Regions from separate parts of the Homo sapiens genome. Here region 1 is linked to region 2. The links are chromatin contacts, found by Hi-C or POLR2A ChIA-PET in ENCODE. All regions are on one chromosome and are shown on one strand. Each heading gives the region's core, a stretch centred on a gene start or an enhancer-like site at or near the end of the contact. The rest is flanking DNA. Distances are from core to core; before and after follow the strand shown. Region 1 holds the start of SLC17A5 (solute carrier family 17 member 5). Region 2 overlaps KCNQ5 (potassium voltage-gated channel subfamily Q member 5).

What was found. A loop is a pair of places that touch in the nucleus more often than their neighbours do. ChIA-PET counts read pairs that join two places held with the same protein, here RNA polymerase II (POLR2A). Pooled maps may share reads with other maps.
Region 1: a loop to region 2 is called in a pooled map, with 2.2 times the contacts of the local background. The contact joins the promoter of SLC17A5 here to the enhancer-like site in region 2. A Hi-C loop is called at or near these places in 1 of 37 single-sample maps with no recorded cell type and 1 of 50 pooled maps. POLR2A ChIA-PET finds 5 or more read pairs at or near these places in 1 of 52 experiments (activated T-cell).

Annotation. Positions count from the first base shown.
Region 1 is chr6:73,651,704-73,656,430 of GRCh38, reverse strand. It overlaps SLC17A5 (solute carrier family 17 member 5), which reads left to right and starts at 2,439. Exons shown (of 11, transcript NM_012434.5): 1 at 2,439-2,638. The coding sequence starts at 2,545. RefSeq lists an enhancer at 1,235-1,324 and a silencer at 2,324-2,993.
Region 2 is chr6:72,647,790-72,652,341 of GRCh38, reverse strand. All of the region lies in intron 1 of KCNQ5 (potassium voltage-gated channel subfamily Q member 5), which reads right to left. All of the region lies in intron 2 of KCNQ5-IT1 (KCNQ5 intronic transcript 1), which reads right to left. Among named protein-coding and RNA genes, the nearest start is that of KCNQ5-IT1, 20 kb to the right of the region's middle. Within about 2 kb of position 3,224, at least 5 of the 41 ENCODE cell types and tissues checked have a DNase peak (open chromatin) inside an H3K27ac peak, as active enhancers do.

The DNA of each region.
Region 1 (4,727 bases), core at 1,190-3,689, 1.0 Mb before region 2:
AAAATTAGCCGGGCGTGGTGGCATGCACCTATAGTCCCAGCTACTCGGGACGTTGAGGCAGGAGAATCGCTTGAACCTGGGAGGTGGAGGCTGCAGTGAGCCGAGATCGTGCCACTGCACTCTAGCCTGGACGACAGAGCGTGACCTCGTCTCAAAAAAAAATTCGACAACCCAAATTAAGACACTTTCTACAAAACCTACCAGTACTCTACAAAACTGTCAAGGTCAGCAAAAGCAATGAAAGTCAGGAACTGTCGATCTAGAGGAGCCTAAGGAGACATGTAATGTGGCATCCTGGATGAGATCCTGGGACCGAAAAAGGATATTAGGTAAAAATTAAAGAAACGCAAATTAAGTATGAACTTCAGTTAATAATTATCTATACTGGCTCGTTAGTTATGATATATGCATGATACTAATGTAAGATCTTAATAATAGGTCAAACTAAGCAAAGGGTATGGAGAACTCACTGTACTATCTTTGCAACGTTTATGTAAACCTAAAATTTCTAAAATAAAAAATATTAAAAAAAAGAATTCCTCTGGTTTGAAGTCTTTCAAGTCTGTTGCAACTATATTCCCTGGCCCAAGTTATCTATAACCTTGGTCATCTGGGAGCTTGTTAGCAATACAGAATCTCAGGCACATCCCAGATGTACTGGGCTTCTCAGAGAAACAGCCCCAATTGGGTAGTTTGGGTAATAAAGTTTTGGCTTTCACAATATAGGCTGGCCAACTCGACCCAAAACAGATGATGGTGCACATGCCTGGAGACCCAGGAGGACCTGTGGTGCAGATGAAGTCTGAGGACACTCTGCTGGAGAAGTCTCCCTTGCTTGGGCAAGAGAAGTGGGGGAGTCGGATTTTTTATTCTAGATAGGCCTTCAACTGATTGAAGGAAGCCCACCCAGATTATGGAAGGCAGCCATCTTTACCCAGAGTTCAATGATTTTAGTGTTAACCTCATCCAAAGACAACCAGCAAGTTAACACATAAAATTAACCATCACACCAGATCTGCTGAATCTGAATCTACATTTTAAAAGGATTTGCCAGGTGACTCTGCATAATCCAGTTTGAAAATTGCATTTTTCTACAACCCTTAGAGAGTGTAAAAATCTACATGGTAATTCAGTAACTCAGAAACAAGGCTTGATTTGCTGCTTTAACTTGAGAACTTTTCTAGCATTTACTGATCTGGAGGTAGGGATGCCTACAGAAATCCTCGCCCTCCCTTCTAGGTAAAGGACCCTCCCCTTTGTTCTCACGTGAACCTCACTAAGCTTCTAACCTGGTTTACTGAATTAGTGGCTTGTGGGTCTTCCCTGTCTACACCAAACTCTCCGAGAGCATCTACATCTTATTTTCTACCTCCACAGAGACAGCCTTTATTGGCGGATCCAGATCTGCCCTGCCAAGGCAAGCTGGGTTTTCCTAGTTTCACTTTCAGAGTCCGCAAATGCTAGCACAATCTATCCAAATTCTATCGTGGAGATAAAGCATGCACACATACATCAGAGGATTCCATAGGTCGAACCATATGAAACTACCTATGTTGATTACTTTTACCTATAAAACCAGCAACATCATAGGACTCAACAAATTTCCATTGCTGTTTTTCCGCCTAAAAGCTATTTTAGGACCAGGAGCAGTGGCTCACGCCTGTAATCCCAGCACTTTGGGAGGCCGAGGAGGATTGCTTGAGCCCAGGAGTTCGAAACCAGCTTGGGCAATATAATAAGACCAAGCCTCTACAAAAATAAAAAGTAGAAACAAAATTAGCCAGATGTGGTGGCATGCTCCTGTAGTCCCAGCTACTTGGGGGAGCTGAAGAGAATCGCTTGAGTCCAGGAGTTGGAGGTTGCAGTGAGCTGCGATTGCGCCACTGCATTCCAGCTTGGGCAACAGAGCAAGACCCTGCCTGGGAGAAAAAAAAAAAAAAAAAAAAGCTATTTTAGGGACAATATGCCGCCACAGTCACGAGGTAAATATGCCGCCACAGTCACGAGGTAGATCGTACAAAGGTTGCTAACAGTATGGCAACTGACCGCTAACAAGCGAATGTCAAGTTGTGAAATGCACACCACCCACTTCCCTAGTTCGGTCGAAGCCCTCCCCTTAATTATGTGCAATTCAAGTCCCCACTGCCCGCCCGCAAGCCCCCACTCATCCTCGCTGCGGGCAGGGTGGCCCCTGCACTTTACAAGGGGGTGCAGGAGCGGGAGACGGTCGTCCGAACACCGGCTCCCCGGCATGCGTAGACCGGCGGGCGGAGCGGGCTCACTTTGCGCCAATCCTACGAGAACTCCCAGAACTCCGCTTCCCTAGTCCAACCCAAGCCAGAGTTGCCCACACCTAAGATGGCGGCGGGGGCGGAGTCGGCGCGGCCGCCTCTGGGCGGGACCGCGGGGACTAGACGTGGCCGCGGGGCGGTGTCATCGCCCCCGCCCCGCCCGGTCCAGCCAGCTCGGCCCGGGGGCTTCGGGCTGTCGGGCCGGCGCTCCCTTCTCTGCCAGGTGGCGAGTACACCTGCTCACGTAGGCGTCATGAGGTCTCCGGTTCGAGACCTGGCCCGGAACGATGGCGAGGAGAGCACGGACCGCACGCCTCTTCTACCGGGCGCCCCACGGGCCGAAGCCGGTAAGCGGCGGGGTCGTCCAGGGGCTTCGAGTGGGCAGCGGTACCGGGGGCGGCGGTCTCTGGGCCGGCATGGCCCGGGTACCCGCACCCTGCGCCGGCGGGACCGGAGCTGCTCAGGCGCGAGGGGACATTAAGAGGGGAGCCCGTTCAGAGTGCCGCTCAGTCCCGCCTGCCTCGGTGCGCAGAAGCCCCTCGGGAACCCCGGGGGCCGCGACCGTGATCGCGGAGCCGAGCCGGGGCCTCGGCAGGTGCAGCCCCACCGGGCGGGGGCGGGGGCGGGGGCGGGGGCGGGGGAGCGGCGGTGCAGCCGGCGCTGAGCTGGTGGTTATTTTGGGTAGTGCTGAGCAAGGGACCCAGTGGAAGAACGAACTGGGAGAGAATCATCAAATGAATGGGCTAAGGTCCGAGCGGAGGACCCCGGTGTAAGAGCAAACTGGAGGAGAAACCTGCAGATCAGTAGGCAGAGGGCTGTCCTTCCCTGTCACCGCTAGGTTTCCGCCACTGCGTATCCGCCAGCATGTGACCTGGTAGCTTCTTAGGCGGGGAGGGAAGACAAAAAAGGACTGGAGTTAACATTTGTGAGTATGCAGAGGGCAACTATTGTATAACCCAGCTGATATCTTGACATTGTGCAGTAAGAGACTAAAAACATCGAGGACATTTTTTTTCCGTCTGGCAGTCTATGATTTAAGTTAGGAAAAGGTTCAGTTATCCTCAAGATACCTATGGAGTTCTAAAGTAATTTGCCAAAGGTCTTGGAACAAATCGAAAAGCAGGTACGTCATAAAGCATCTTCCCTGAATTTGAGAAAATTAAAATATTTTGCTATTTGACACTTTTGTAATATAGTTTATTTAAAAGTAACGAAAACTAAAGAACAAATCAGTTTGAATGCATTCTATAGTTTCAAAGATCTGTGCGTGAGAAAGAGTTGTGTTGGAAATTTGACTTTGGCTAACCCAGAATTGTATAGTTTCTATATTTTTATTTGTTTTTAATGTTACCAGATGGTGGCAGTAGAGGTGGCAACCTTATAGCTCCATCTGGCAGCCGGGAGCTTATTTTAGTCAACACAAACTGTAAATACCATACCATAGTTACGTTTTACCTGGAAGTCGGACTTAGTTCCATAAACTGATCATTTTCTGTGGCTTGTAGTGTTCAAATTGTATAATATTCCTCATAAAATAATATAGAAATACAGAAATAAAAGTTATAATAAAGATATTTGCCAGAGATTATTACATTGTTACAATTGAAAAATATGTATATGTATAATCAAAATTTAGCACAAATGTTAAACATTATTCTCAGGAAAATGCAGATTAAAATTACAACGAGGCACTATACACCCACTAGAATAGCTAAAATCCAAAAGGCTGATAATACCAAATGTTAGCAGAGATGTGGATAGAAAAGTTATACATCTCAATAAAGATTGAGATGGACAAATGTATACATTTATCACGTAAATTATACTTCAATAAAGTTGATTTTTAAAAAAGTAGCTTATAGCATCCCTTTTAAAAACAATCCCTACTTGATTCATGTGTTGAGTGTATGGATCTTATGGTACTGGCCCTGTCCTTCCTGGCTTTAGGTGGCTACGTTTGTTACAACCATTTCCTTTTTTATTTTCCCTCTTTACATACCCACTGGAGAGCAAGTGAAGTGGAAATAATAGTAACATACTGTTTTTGCTATTTAGAATATGATAAGTTTTATAGAGAAGGAGCATATATGGCAATTAAGAGAAGTATATAATGAGCCCCCATGTAACCAGCACCCAGATTAAAGTTATCAATTCATGGCCAGTCTTGCCTTATGCTCATACATACTGTGTATTTTGAAGCAAATCCCAGATACCATGTCATTTCATATGTAAATATTTCAATTATTTACCTCTAAAAGATAAGGACTCTTTTTAACATAACTACAGTACTATTATCACAGCAAATAAAAATAATGCTTACTCACTTTGGGAGGCCGAGGCGGGCGGATCACCTGAGGTCAGCAGACCGAGACCATCCCGGCTAACAAGGTGAAACGCCTGAAACGCCGTCCCTACTAAAAATACAAAAAATTAGCC
Region 2 (4,552 bases), core at 1,975-4,474:
TAAGGAAGCACATAATTAAAATTTCTTCATCTTCTGAAACATCTAACTAAAAAAGACACAGGCTAGAAAGCCTCTTTCTCTCACTTTTTTTTTTTTTTTTTGCTTCTGCCTCAAGCACTTTTAAAGTTGCCTACACATTACAGAATGTTTTGCTTGATTTCCTTTCAATGTCCCGGAGAATATTTGGAATGTTTCTTAATTTACATATGATGTGGTGTTATTTAGATATAGATCCCATGAAAGATAAAAATTTTTTAAAGTGAGTGTAAGTGTGAGCATTGAGACAGGAGAAGGAGGTAATTAAAAGAGATAAATAAAGCTTATAAAAGCCGCTTCTTACCCTAACCACCGTCATCAAAAAAGAAATCTGTAATTCATGAATAAAATATAATCTGAGTTTTACAACAGCATTATAAAGATTCTTTTTGAGTATAAGTTTTAAAAGTGTTATTGTGTTATAAAATTTAATGGGAAATTTTTCTTTCCCTTAAAAATAAACCCAAATACCACAGACATTTCCCAAAAATTCCAGCTGTCTGCTTGCTCTCCTTGAGTTATTCTATTTTCCTCCATTAGTAGTTTAAAGGTGTACTCTTTGATATGTAATATCATTTTAAGGAGTTCAACAGAATTAAGATTGTTCCAGTATACTCAGCCGTTTATTTTCACAAAATTGAGGTACACATTGCAAAATTAGAGTGTTTTCATTGGAAAACTTTCATTACTAGTTAAAAACTGTCATCTCAACGAAATAATAGACTTCTAAATCGAAGGAGATTTTTGTCCAACAATTTAACAAGTATACTAGTGTATGCATGAATGTGAAATTTTGGAAGGGCCAGGCATAGAAGGAAATAATTTCTAATTTGTCATAAAGTCCAAGAGTATTTCTAGTAAAAATATTTTTACAATTCTACCACACCCCATGTATTGCATTTTTTCTGCTATGTTGTTTTTTCCACTGAAGGAGTCATAGCCCAAGTACATTTCTTTGTAATTACAGAGTATCTATCTATGCATCCATCTGTCCATCCTTTCATTCACTCAGTTCAACTAAAAGAGTCTTCATTTTGTATCTACCAGCTGTCTGGACCTGTTAGGCACTAGGGAAAAGAGATGGATAAAGTACTGCTCCTACACTTAGGGACTTCACAGATGAGATTAAAAGGTAATCAGGTAATTATAATACCATAAGGGGGTAGCTATGTTAAATATATGAACAAATATATAAGAACAAGATAGGAAGAAGGCAGAAATCTCCCCTCATACTTTACCTCCACACAGAAGGTACAATTTATCATTTACAAAACAGTTTACAAAATATTATCTCCTGCATTTGGCCTCTGTTCCTATTCCTTCCCACCTGCCCTCTTAAAATAGGCTGACCCTTTGCAACCTTAATCGACCCAATTTAAACACGACCCCCTCTGACCATCCTCTCCTCCATGGATTAGTTACTGCACATTTCATTCTCATGGCATCTCTAGGTTGATGCACACTGTTTTTCCTGAGTGTTCTCCCTTTAGACTAAAACCACGTGAAGGCTAGGAATATTTCTTTCTTCTTTGTATCACCAGTGCTAACCATGTAAATGTGTGAGGAATGACAAAAAGGAAGAAAATACTTACAAGTAAACAAGACCCTATACTAATACATTTCACTGTGCCCTTCCATATACATATATCCTACCCACTCCCCCACTACTAAGAACTATTCTTTTCTTTCTTGTAAAAAGGTATGCATTTAAAATAGTTTCGCTTTTAAATGGATTTTTCCCCAGAGGGCAAACCACTCATTTACTCTCCTGGCAGAGGAAAACAGTAAAGTGTCAAGATGTCTAAGCCAGTTTGAAAATATTTTGGAATTTCTGTGTTTTTCCCCTTCTTTTTTACATAGCTATATAAATGTGCACCTATTCTGAAAGTCAGCTTGAAGCACACATTTCAAGGTATTTGAAATAGTTTTCTTTCCGTTTTTCTTTTTGCATTTCATTTGACTAAGCAGTTGTCTAAAATGTGATATAACCAGAATGTACCTATTTATATTGGTTACTTCAAAATGCATGTCTATGAGTCACTGTTTTTATACACTTTAGCTAGTCAGCCAGTTCAAAGAAAAGAAAATAGGGGAAATTATTAGAATAACAATTACTAGTTGAATGACCTAATACAGATTAAATTATAAGAAACAAGACAGGAAAAGGAAACTTAGTTTATATCTCACATAAGTGCATTTTAATTATTCCATCAAACCAATAACTATATAAACATAATTTCAGAAAAATGGAAGGTTGAGTTTAACATTATAAAACAGTCATTAGCTGTGTAAATAATGAGTAAAAATATGTAATGGTCAGAAAAAACATAGCACTTGCAATGAGAGACTGTTTGTATTAAATATATTTGGATGTGTCAGTTGCTGCAATATTTATTCAAGGAACCAAGCTTCTGGGATTTCATTTCTATTTGCCACCAGGTGAATAAAATGTGTTAAGTTCATGTTGTCTGTGACCTTTTACTAAAAATGTTATTCCTTAGTCATATTCTGCATTGGTGGTCAGGGTTGGATGCCAAGAATTTGCTTGTCATCTGACTGAGTTTCCTTTTCACGTGTAATGCTTCATCTGAATTACACCATCCTAAATGATTGTACAAGCTGAAGAATTTTCTATGTCCAGTAGTTTTATTCTTTAAAGAAGCATTCAAGAACCATTACAAAACAAATAAAGCAAAGATAGATTCTGTATATTCTGGTCATTTGTGTGCCAAGATTGATGGTGGTTAGTAGAGTATGTAAATCAATGAATTTAGGAAGTCTCACTGAGTTGTACAAACTCTTTACTGGGTCCGTAGCTCCATTTTCAGAGTCCTGTGTGTTTTCACAGAAACTGCACCATTAGTTATCTTCACTGGAGGATTTGACCAAATTTATCTAAGGTAATGTGCCTATACACGAGTTTCCTAACTAAGGTTCTTAAACCCCTTGGTTTATGAACTTGTGGAAATTTATGTAATCATGCATATGTGCACATACACGTGCATGTCTGTTTAAGGACATGCTTCACAGGTTTTTAAAATACGTAGAGATTCTGAAAGAGGCTGTGATCCAAAACTGTTTAGAACCTTAGCTTCGCATCAACAGTATTGGCCAGGGACTCCTGACATATTTGCCACCAGTGTTCTTAGAAGCCCTCTACTGCTGTCCATAGATGCACAGTTGCACATCTGCGAGCAGGACAAAGCCTGTGCTCAAACACAGCCATCTCCAGGCTTCGTGCATTTGTTTGGTCACATGAAGTGGTACCCTGACTCTATCAAAAGCTAATTTCACTCATTTGAGTAATACGACTAAGCACACAATAAAACTGAGGATCTCTGAACTAAAACTGGGTCCTGACCCGTATCATCCAGTTTGGTAGATTAACTGAACATAACCACCTTGAGTATAACCAGCCACATGTCCCTTCTTTGGAATGTGTCTCCACATAAACACACGTAGGCTTTTCTTTTTTTTTCTTCTGAGATATTTCAAACAGAAGACCTCTGAGAATTAAAAAAAAAAAAAAAATGAAGGCCCATGTATTCATCTCCCATTTTGCTATATTTCTGCAGGCTTAGGTTTTAAAAAAATTTAAATATTCACATACAGTAGAAACTCCTGCATATGCCTCCTTAATATCATTTTCCTCTCTTTTTCCCCCTCCATATTTAAAAGCTATCCTAGTATCTACCAAGTCTAAACATTAAAAAAAAATCTATACAACATATGTATGCTGGTCTAAGTAATATAAAAGTATTGGTTGCCATGTTTTAAAATATTGCATAGTTCGTCTCACACTATAAAAATGTTTTTGCACCTTTATTTTTGGCTCAACATTAGGCTTTAGATATATCAATATAGATTCATGTAGCTCTAATTCATTCCTTTCAATTACTGTATGGTATTTTCCTATACAATGACACTGCCAGTTATTTACTCATTATTATCCTTATGGACATTTTCATTTTTTTCTATTACCAATGATGTTGCAATGGGCATTCTATCTCTTGTGCCCACTGCACGATGTTCCATGATGGCTTCCCTGGTCTTGATGGCAAGAAGTGATCCTCAGTTCTTGTGTACAGTGCTACTGTTCTTCCAACGTCAAAGGCTCAGCCTCATCCATCTCAATAGCCATGGTGAATGGCCTTATGTTCTTTATGTTTTAGTACATAATGTGACTGCTATAAATAATTATCAAACTTAATTACCATAGGTTTCTCTGTGTGGTAGTCATCAGTGTATCTGTCTCAACTTTCATACAAGATTGTACATGTTCCCTGGGAGTGGGTTTGTTACATACATGTTCTAATCCATCAAGCTGTCTTGCACTTCTTTATACTTAATAGGTCTTCAATATTTACTGAGTGGCTGAACAAATGAAATAAAAGGGAAATCTTATTTAATTTCATGATGTATGAGATATCTTAACAGTCAACATTACATTCTACTACATGAAGTGACTTTTCTACCCAAATTAGCTTATTCATGCTTATCGTCAATACTGTGATCT